Regions from separate parts of the Homo sapiens genome. Here region 1 is linked to region 2. The links are chromatin loops, found by intact Hi-C in ENCODE. Cell type or tissue: ascending aorta. All regions are shown on one strand. Links, peaks and the distances in the headings refer to the core of each region. The heading gives the core; the rest is flanking DNA.

The links. Hi-C counts contacts between places; a loop is a spot of excess contacts. Peaks named below come from ENCODE experiments on the same cell type or tissue, not always from the same donor. Only the 100,000 strongest peaks of a DNase experiment are listed, where the experiment ranks them.
Region 1: a loop joins it to region 2, with 3 times the contacts of the local background. A loop is called at or near these places in 2 of 110 quality-filtered maps.

Annotation. Positions count from the first base shown.
Region 1 is chr17:65,461,335-65,465,725 of GRCh38, reverse strand. No RefSeq gene overlaps it. Among named protein-coding and RNA genes, the nearest start is that of LINC02563, 6.0 kb to the right of the region's middle. RefSeq lists an enhancer at 3,833-4,391. In ascending aorta, for the core only: no CTCF peak of the experiment used is centred there; a DNase peak (open chromatin) is centred at 2,345; H3K27ac peaks cover 1,598 bases.
Region 2 is chr17:64,973,344-64,977,734 of GRCh38, reverse strand. It overlaps the pseudogene AMZ2P1. Among named protein-coding and RNA genes, the nearest start is that of LRRC37A3, 56 kb to the right of the region's middle. RefSeq lists silencers at 1,841-1,910, 2,281-2,480, 3,030-3,324 and an enhancer at 1,230-2,100. In ascending aorta, for the core only: no CTCF peak of the experiment used is centred there; a DNase peak (open chromatin) is centred at 2,164; H3K4me3 peaks cover 2,133 bases; H3K27ac peaks cover 2,983 bases.

The DNA of each region.
Region 1 (4,391 bases), core at 138-4,137, 490 kb before region 2:
CTCTTCGTCCCTCTTACCCACCCTCATTCTACTGCAAATAGAACAAACTACCGCACAGGCCTTCAGTAACAGGCTCCGTTGTGCTCAAAGGGCTAGAGGGGTTTTTATTCTGAGTCACAAACTCACCACTACTTGCACAGGGACATGGATTGAAGGAGAGGCACCTGCCCCTCTGCTCTTCAGAGACAGAACGCCTAACCCTGAAGTCCAACTATGGAAACTTGTGAAATTGGATGCAACACCACAGGCATAATCCAATTCAACACACATTTAAGGATCACTTGGTATGAGCCAGGGAAAGGACCCAACTGTATCAGTCAGGATTAGGTTCAGCTGCCAAGTAATAGTGGCCGCCCCTGCCCAAGTAACAGCAGCTTAAATAAGATGCTAATTTGTTTCTTTCTCCCATAAAACCTCAGAGGCAGGTGGTCCAGGATGGGTGTGGGGCTCTGCTCTAGGAAGCATTATGGACCTGGATTCCTTCTGTCTTGTTGGTCCACCATACATGTCTCCATTCCCAGTGTCACCTCATGGTCTAAGGTGGCAGCTCCAGCTCCAGCCATCATGTCCATCAACAACAGACAGGTGGAAGAGATAATGAAGAAAGTCAGAGTGTGCACAGCGTTCGCTTTAGTGAAGATTCCTAGAAGCTGCCACTTGACGCGTGTACTTCAATGCCATTGGCTGAACTTGGCCACAGGATCACACTTAGCAGCATGGAGAAGTTGGGTAGTCATATACCACTAAAAATTGGGGTCTCTATTGCTACGAGAAAAGGCGGCAATTAGCATTCTCCCACACTGATGCATCTAAGCTTTTATTATGGATTAGTAATACATGTTACCTTCTTTGCCCCAACAACTCTGCAATTTGATTATTAGTGTTGATGCAAAAGTAATTGTGGGTTTTGCAATTACTTTTGCACCAACCCAATATTTTTATCTTCTGTATATAAATGAGAAATCTGATCCTTAGAGAGGTTAAGTAACACATTCTAGGTCATCCAGGAAGGAAATGGTGAGGCCGGGCTTCAAGGCAAAGCCTGTTTGACTCTGAAACCTGTGTTGTTACCTTTTCTATAAGGCCTGTGCTAGGGGGTAGGGATTCCCCAAATGAAAAGAAACCTTCTGCAAACATTATTTGGGAAATATTATCATTGCTATTTTGTGGCTTTTCCGAATGAAAAGAGGTGACAGATATAGATTTCATTTTTAAATTTTCTTTTACTTAAAAAAATTGTTTGTGGGTACATAATAGGTGTATATATTTAGGGGTACGTAAGATGTTTTGATACAGGCTGAAATAGATTTTGGATGCTGTTATGGGTTGAATCGTGTCCCCCAAAATTCATATGTTGAAGTCTTAACCCCTAGTCCTGCAGAAGGTGACCTAATTTGGGAACAGGGTAATTGCAGATGTAATTAAGTTGAGATGAGGCTGTACTGGAGAAGGACAGGCCACTTGTCCAGTATGACTGGCGTCATATAGGAAGATGACTATGGAAAGTCACAGAAGCACAGGGAGAATACCACGTGAAGGTGAAGCCAGGATTGAGGTGAAGCAGTAGAAGCCGAAGAACACCAAAGAATACAAACCACCGGAAGTCAGGTGAGCGGCACGGAACAGATTTCCCCTGGCAGCCCTCAGAACAAACCACCCATGCCAACACCTTGAGCTTGATTTCTAGGCTCCAGAACTTTTTCTGGTGTTTCAGCCACCCCGCCTGTGGTATTTTGTTATGGCAGCCCTAGAAAATTAATATGAATATAATGTGTTGTTCATTGCTTTGCCATGGAAACGATTTCAGATGGCTGTGAGGATGTCAGATTTTCAGGAAGGCGGGTGCCTTGATTTTCATTACAAAGGGGGAGAGTCACTTTTCTGTGGGCTCTCCCCAGGTTTCACCCAGGGCCATAAAGTTCTATGCAACTTTTGTTAAACCCCTTCTAATGTTCCAGGCTCTGGGCTAGATGCATGGCCCAAAGAAACCGGACCAGACTTTTAGAAGACATCAGGGTGCTTCTACTTACTCCAAAGGAAAGCCTTCATTTTGGCACAGGGCATCTCTATTTTAAGCTCAGACATTCCTGGTCACTGGCTACCTCATCGCCTTGGCATCAGGTAGGGTGAGAAGAGCAGGCCCGGGTTTGTTCAGCTTCTCAGCAAGGTGAGATTGACGAGCCCAGTACAGAAGCTGGAGTGAAAAGACCACGTCCTCTCCCAGCGGGTGCTGAGCCAAGTTGTCTTGGTATTTGAGTTGCTTCATCTGTAGCCTCTTATCTCACTGGGTTAGAGTGTGCTGCACTCATGAAACCAATGTCCCAGTGTGCTCAGAGGCTGGCTGGAGTATCCCGCTTATGAGTACAGCCTGTACCCCTGACTCATGGGGCTGATTTCCAGGCAAGTCCGTGCACTGCTGCAGCACTTCCTTGCTTTGTGTTTCAGGGTTCTGTCCCATTGGCTCGACTCTATGGCCATCGCCTGGAGTGTGTGTATGAGTGTTTGTTGGGAGGACACAGAGTGGCTTTCCTCCTCTTAAGAAGAGCTAGTAGTGCCCGGCGCGGTGGCTCACGCCTGTAATCCCAGGACTTTGGGAGGTCGAGACGGGCGGATCACAAGGTCAGGAGATCAAGACCATCCTGGCTACCAGGTGAAACTCCGTCTCTACTAAAAATACAAAAAATTAGCCGGGCGTGTTGGTGGGCGCCTGTAGTCCCAGCTACTCGGGAGGCTGAGGCAGGAGAATGGTGTGAACCCGGGAGGTGGAGCTTGCAGTGAGCTGAGATTGCAGCACTGCACTCCAGCCTGGGTGACAGAGCAGCCTGGGTGACAGAGCGAGACTCCGTCTCAATTAAAAAAAAAAAAAAAAGAAGAGCTAGTAGTCCTACCCCTCAACATCAACAAAATACAAACAACCCAATGAGAGTCATGGGCAAAGAGCTGGAGTAGACATTTCTCCAAAGAAGATATGCAAATGGCTAACAGACATGTGAAAAGATGCTCGCTATCACTAATCATTAGGAAAATGCAAATAATGCAAATAAAAACCATGATGAGATACCAGTTTGCACCAATTAGGATGCCTGTTATAAAAAAACAAAAAACAGAAAATAATAACAAGTGTTGATGAGGACGTGGGAAAGTTAACATTCTTGTGCGTCGCTAGCAGGAATGTGAAATAATGCAGTCATTATGGAAAGCAGTATGGATGCTTCTCAAATAATTAAATATAGAATTACTATCCAATCCAGTTATTCCATTTCTAGGTATATGCCAAAAAGAATCAAAAGAAGATACTTGAACAGATATTTGTGTCCCTGTGTTCGTAGCAGCATTAGCCACAATAGCCAAAAGGTAGAAACAACCCAAATGTTGGTTGATGGAGGAATTGGATAAACACAAAGTGATATACAGGCATACAATGGAATATTTTCAGCCTTAAAAGGAATGAAATTCTGATACTGCTACAACATCATTGAGGACATCATGCTAAGTGAAAAAAGCCAGACACAACAGGACAAATAGTGTATGATTCCACTTATAAGATGTACCCAGAGTAGCCAAATTCATAGAGGCAGAGAGTGGAATAGTGAATACCCAGGACTGGAGGGAGAGGGGAATGGAGAGTTAGTGTTTAATGGGCACAAAGGATCAGTTTGGAAAGGTGAATACATTCTGGAGATGGGTGGTGGTCATGGTTGTACCACAATGTGAATGGACTTAATTCCACTGAACTGTACACTTGAAAATGATTAAAATGGTGAATTTTGTCATACATTTTACCACAATAAAAATAGAGAATGGTTATTGATAATATCTGCCATTCATTGAATATAGTATTCCCTAGACAAAGCATTTTATGGGCATTAGTTCCTCAAGGCACTCATTGTTACTAGCCTTATTTTAAGGATATGAAAACTGAGGCTTAGACAGGCTCAATCATTTGTTCGGGATCACATGGCTAACAGTGAGCAGTGAGGTTTGAGCCCAGCTTTGACTGGCCCTAGGGTCTCAGCTGCAACACACCTGTAGAGCCTCTTGGCTTCATCCTTGCATCTGGGACAACGCCTGGATCATAGTAGGCACGTGTCTACCTCTGATCACATCTAGAGTGAGGTACAGACCCTGACAAATCACCAGAGCTCACCAGAGGGTGGCTGCATCAACACCGTTTCTAGAGGAGGCACTCACAGATGTCAAAGTTGAAAACATGTCTCGGTGCAGTGGCTCATACCTGGAATCCCAGCACTCTGGGAGGCCAAGGTGGGAGGATCACTTGAGTGCAGGAGTTCGAGACCAGCCTGGGCAACACTGCAAGACCCAATCTCTACTAAAAATTAAAAAAAAATTAGCCAGGTGTGGTGGTATATGCCTGTGGCCCCAGCTACTCA
Region 2 (4,391 bases), core at 307-4,306:
TCTAGTGAATACCTTTTATGCTTCAGACACCCCGTATGAGAGTCTTTACCCTCAAGCATCTCGCAGTTGAGTAAGGGTGACATGTAAGAAATAGGTTCCAATCATTGTGACAAGGACAACTGCAGTATTATTACGTACACACAAGGCAATGAACAGGCAGAAGAGAAGTTTTGTCATGAGGCAGGATGAGGCTATAGAAGAGGTGACAACTAAGCTAAAGAAGCCACTCAGGATGTCAGAAGACAGCCGTTCAGTCAAAAACAGGCACAGTATCCAAAGGAACTCATTTGATCCCTAAAATTCTGCTAAGATGTGCTGTAGGCGGGGCGCGGTGGCTCATGCCTGTAATCCCTGCACTTTCGGAGGCCGAGATAGATGGATCACCTGAGGTCAGGAGTTTGAGACCAGCCTGGCCAGCATGGTGAAACCCCGTCTCTACTAAAAATACAAAAATTAGCCGGGCGTGGTGGTGCGTGCCTGTAATCCCAGCTACTCGGGAGACTGAGGCACGAGAATCGCTTGAACCCAGGAGGCAGAGGTTGCAGTGAGCCAAGATCACGCCACTGCACTCCAGCATGGGTGACAGAGTGAGACTTCGTGTCAAATAATAACAATAAAAGATGTGCTGTAATTGTGTCCGTTTTACAAACTAGTGAAGAAATGAAAAAGAGGTCAAGTAACTGGCACAGGTCCCACGCTAGTGAGGGTTTTGGGATTCAAGCACAGACCACCTTCGCCCCTATGCTACACCACCTCAGGCTGTCGGGAGATAGGCGCCCAGTCAAAAGGCACATAGAAGAAAGCCTACGACTTCTCAAGCATTGAAGCAGGAGTGGCGCATCGGTATGCTCAACTTCAAACTTTGAGAACAGTCATGGTAGGAATGCATTTTATTCAAGAATGGGTTCAGGTGAGGGTGGATATGGGCACTGGGTTCAAAAGACAAATTTGGAGATTTCATGATCCAGAAGGGTGAACAAATAAGGATGGGCTGAGGAGATCCTCGAAGTTGAAAGGTTCAAACACACAGAGTTAATGTCCTCTAAGGAGAGCCAACAAGGGGTTACAAGTGCTGAAGTCATCAAGAAAATGTGCCTGTCTTTCCTGGAGACTGGGAAGGAGAATTAGGATGAGGAAAATCCAGAGGATGGTAAAATGACTTCAAAAGAACTGAGGCCGGACGCGGTGGCTCACGCCTGTAATTCCAGCACTTTGGGAGGGAAAGGCGGGCGGATCACCTGAGGTCAGGAGTTCGAGACCAGCCTGGCCAAAATGGTGAAACCCCGTCTCTATTAAAAATACAAAAATTAGCCGGACGTGATAGTGGGCACCTGTAGTCCCAGCTACTGGGTAGGGTGAGGCAGGAGAATCGCTTGAACCCAGGAGGCAAACGTTGCAGTGAGCCGAGATTGGGCCACTGCACTCTAGCCTGGGCGACAGAGAGACTCCGTCTTAAACAAACAAACAAAAAGCAATAAAAAGAAAGAGAATGGCGAGGCCCAGAGAGATTGAACGTCCCACCCGAGGCCACAGAACTAGCTCAGCCCTAATGCTGGCCCCGCGGTGCCTTTCCGACCTCACTGCCTCTCCTGGCATCCGGGTCTCGGCCTCGGAGCGCCAGGGACGCCACGAGGACACGCCCCACACTTGCGCGTCTGGGTTCCAGTCCCCGCCGCCCCCAACAAATAAAGAAGGGAAAGTCCTTTGGGTGACTGCCCCAGGGAGCGCCGCGGCTGTACGACAACCTGCGGCGGCCGCCGACTCATTTGGGGGCTACGCTGGTTGCATTCGTCACGCCGGGACGCCTCTCAAACCCGCGGCCTGCCGAGCACGTTCCCACACGGGCGACCCTGGTGACGCGGGCGCGTCTGTGGCTCTGGAGAACCAGGCCGCGGAGCCCCGGCGAGGGCAGACGGGGAACTGGCGACTGCGGGGGCGGACGGCTGGGGCTTGTAGTCCCCTCGTGACCCTCTACTCAGGAAAAGGCGAGCCGCGGCCGCCGAACTCCAGCTCTGGCGCGCTCAGGGGCGTGGCGCGGGCGGGTCGTGAGTGGGGCGGGGCCCAGAGAGCGTGTGCGATGGAGCGGCGCGTCGCGCGGCGCGAAGGGGCGTGGCGCCAGTGGGCGTGGCGTAGTGCGAAGAGACGCGGTGCGCACGCGCGTGAGGGATGTCGCGGGTGAGTGGTGTCGAGGCCTGTTGGGTCAGGGCGGTTCGCAGGTGCTGTCAGAGCTGGGCGGGGCAGCCGGGTCGTAGAGGCGGGCGCCAGTCGCGGTCGGTGGAGAGGGATGAGGATGTAGGAGGGACGGACGTGGCGGAAGCCGCGGGGACTGCGGGGGCGGAGTGCCTCTGGGGAGCCAGGGAGGCCTTTCCAGAGGCTCCTGGGGGAAGAAGAGGCGAAGCGAGAGTCCCCGGGGAAGCCCTACTCCACCCCCAGCCGGAGCCTGGGTTGTGCCTGCACGGACCAGAGCCCACAGTGCGAGTTGCTGTAGGCAACCAGCTAGGGTGGCCAACTTCTCCCGGTTGGCCCGAGATGTTCTGGTTTTGGGACCACAGCGTCCCAGGCCTCCAGCCCACCACAGTGACCATATTGTGCGCCCCCTGCCCATCTTCTCCCGCAGCTTCCCTAGATTAGGCTTGGGAGGCAAGGGGAGGCCTCCTGACTTTTCTCACTGCCTTCGTTAATATAAAGATGAAGGCACACTCCACAACTTCCTTCTGGCCAGGCCCAGACATGTCTGTCCTTGTGAGATAAAAGCTTCCATGGGAGCCTTCCTTCCTAATCAAGGTAGGTAGACCACTGGAAGGTACATCTGGTTTTATATTTTGTCCTGTAGAAGTCAGATTTCAGCCCAGTTGTGTAGGAGTGAGGATGAGCTTATGCTCTTATCAGAGCTTTGAGTACAGAGACATTTGATCTGGAATTTCAGCCAGCCTCTTCAACCCCAGAATTCAGAGGTTCAATCAGAACAGACATTAGCTTAAGTTTTCCCATCAGTTGTCTATCATTAAACTGGCAAAATCTAGATAATTAGAAAATATGACAGAGATGATCCAGACAGAGATGTTCAGGTTTTTCCTTGTGTAATTCAAAAAGTCTCGTGGTGGAACATCTGACCCTTTTCAAGAGGAAGGATGAAAACTCTACATAGGAACACGATGTGAATGGAAGAAACCTGTCATTGTGAGTCTGGCTTTTGATTAGTCATCTGATGTCTTCCCTAATGTGATGTGACTAAGCCGTAGCTTCTCAGCCTGCAGTTAAATTGCAGAAATGATAGGGCTTACATTAGTTTTGTTTTTATTTGATGTTGAAGATCTTTGAGTCACACTAGAAACGAGGAGTATTTTTCATGTGGCACTAATGAGTTAATTCATAATATGATTTTTTGAGACAAAGTCTCTGTTGCCCAGGCTGGAGTGCAGTGGCACGATCACAGCCCACTGCAGCCTCGACCTCCTGGGCTCAGATGATCCTCCCACCTTAGCCTCCCAAGTAGCTGGGACTACAAGTGCACACCACCATGCCCGGCTAATTTTTTTGTAGATATGGGGTTTTGCCATGATGCCCAGGCTGATCTCAAACTCCTAGGCTCAAGTAATCCTTCTGCCTTGGCTTCCCAAAGTGCTGGGATTATAAGCATGAGCCACCATGCCAGGCCAATATTATTCCCCAAAAGAAGGAAATTGGGTGTGAGGTCCTGCTCCTATGGTCACCATGAGATTTTTTTGTTTGTTTTGGACTCTTGCCCAGGCTGGAGTGCAGTGGCACGATCATGGCTCACTGCAACCTCAGCCTCCCTGGTAGCTAGGACCACAGGTGTGCACCACTATGCCCAGGGAATTTTTAAGTTTTTTGTAGAGACAGGGTCTCACCATGTTGCCCAAGCTGTTCTCAAACTCCTGGCCTCAAGCAGTCCTCCTATCCCAAAGTGCTGAAATTACAGGCATGAGCCACCACGCCTGGCCACCACTAGTTTTTGTAATGGGAGCAGGTTCCATATGAGATGGAGGAATGGATTTCATGATTGTCTTTGTAATTTCTTAGGTCCCCAAGAAATTGATTGGACATGAGGAAACCACTCTAAGTGTGACCACTCTAAAGCATTAGCAGTCAGTCATTTCACTCTAGGGAGAAATCAGAGCTGTATATGGAGAATAGGTAAAGTCCCCAATATGGATATGTATTTTTATATTTGACTGCTTGTATTTTTTTGTTAGATGCAAATAGTACGGTATTCCGAACAGACACTAAAAATAGCTGTCATCTCAAAGAATCCAGTGCTTGTGTCACAGTATGAGAAAGTAGATGCTGGGGAACAGCGTTTAATGAATGAAGCATTCCAGCCAGCCAGTGATCTCTTTGGACCTTGCATTCTCCATCAGATTGGATCA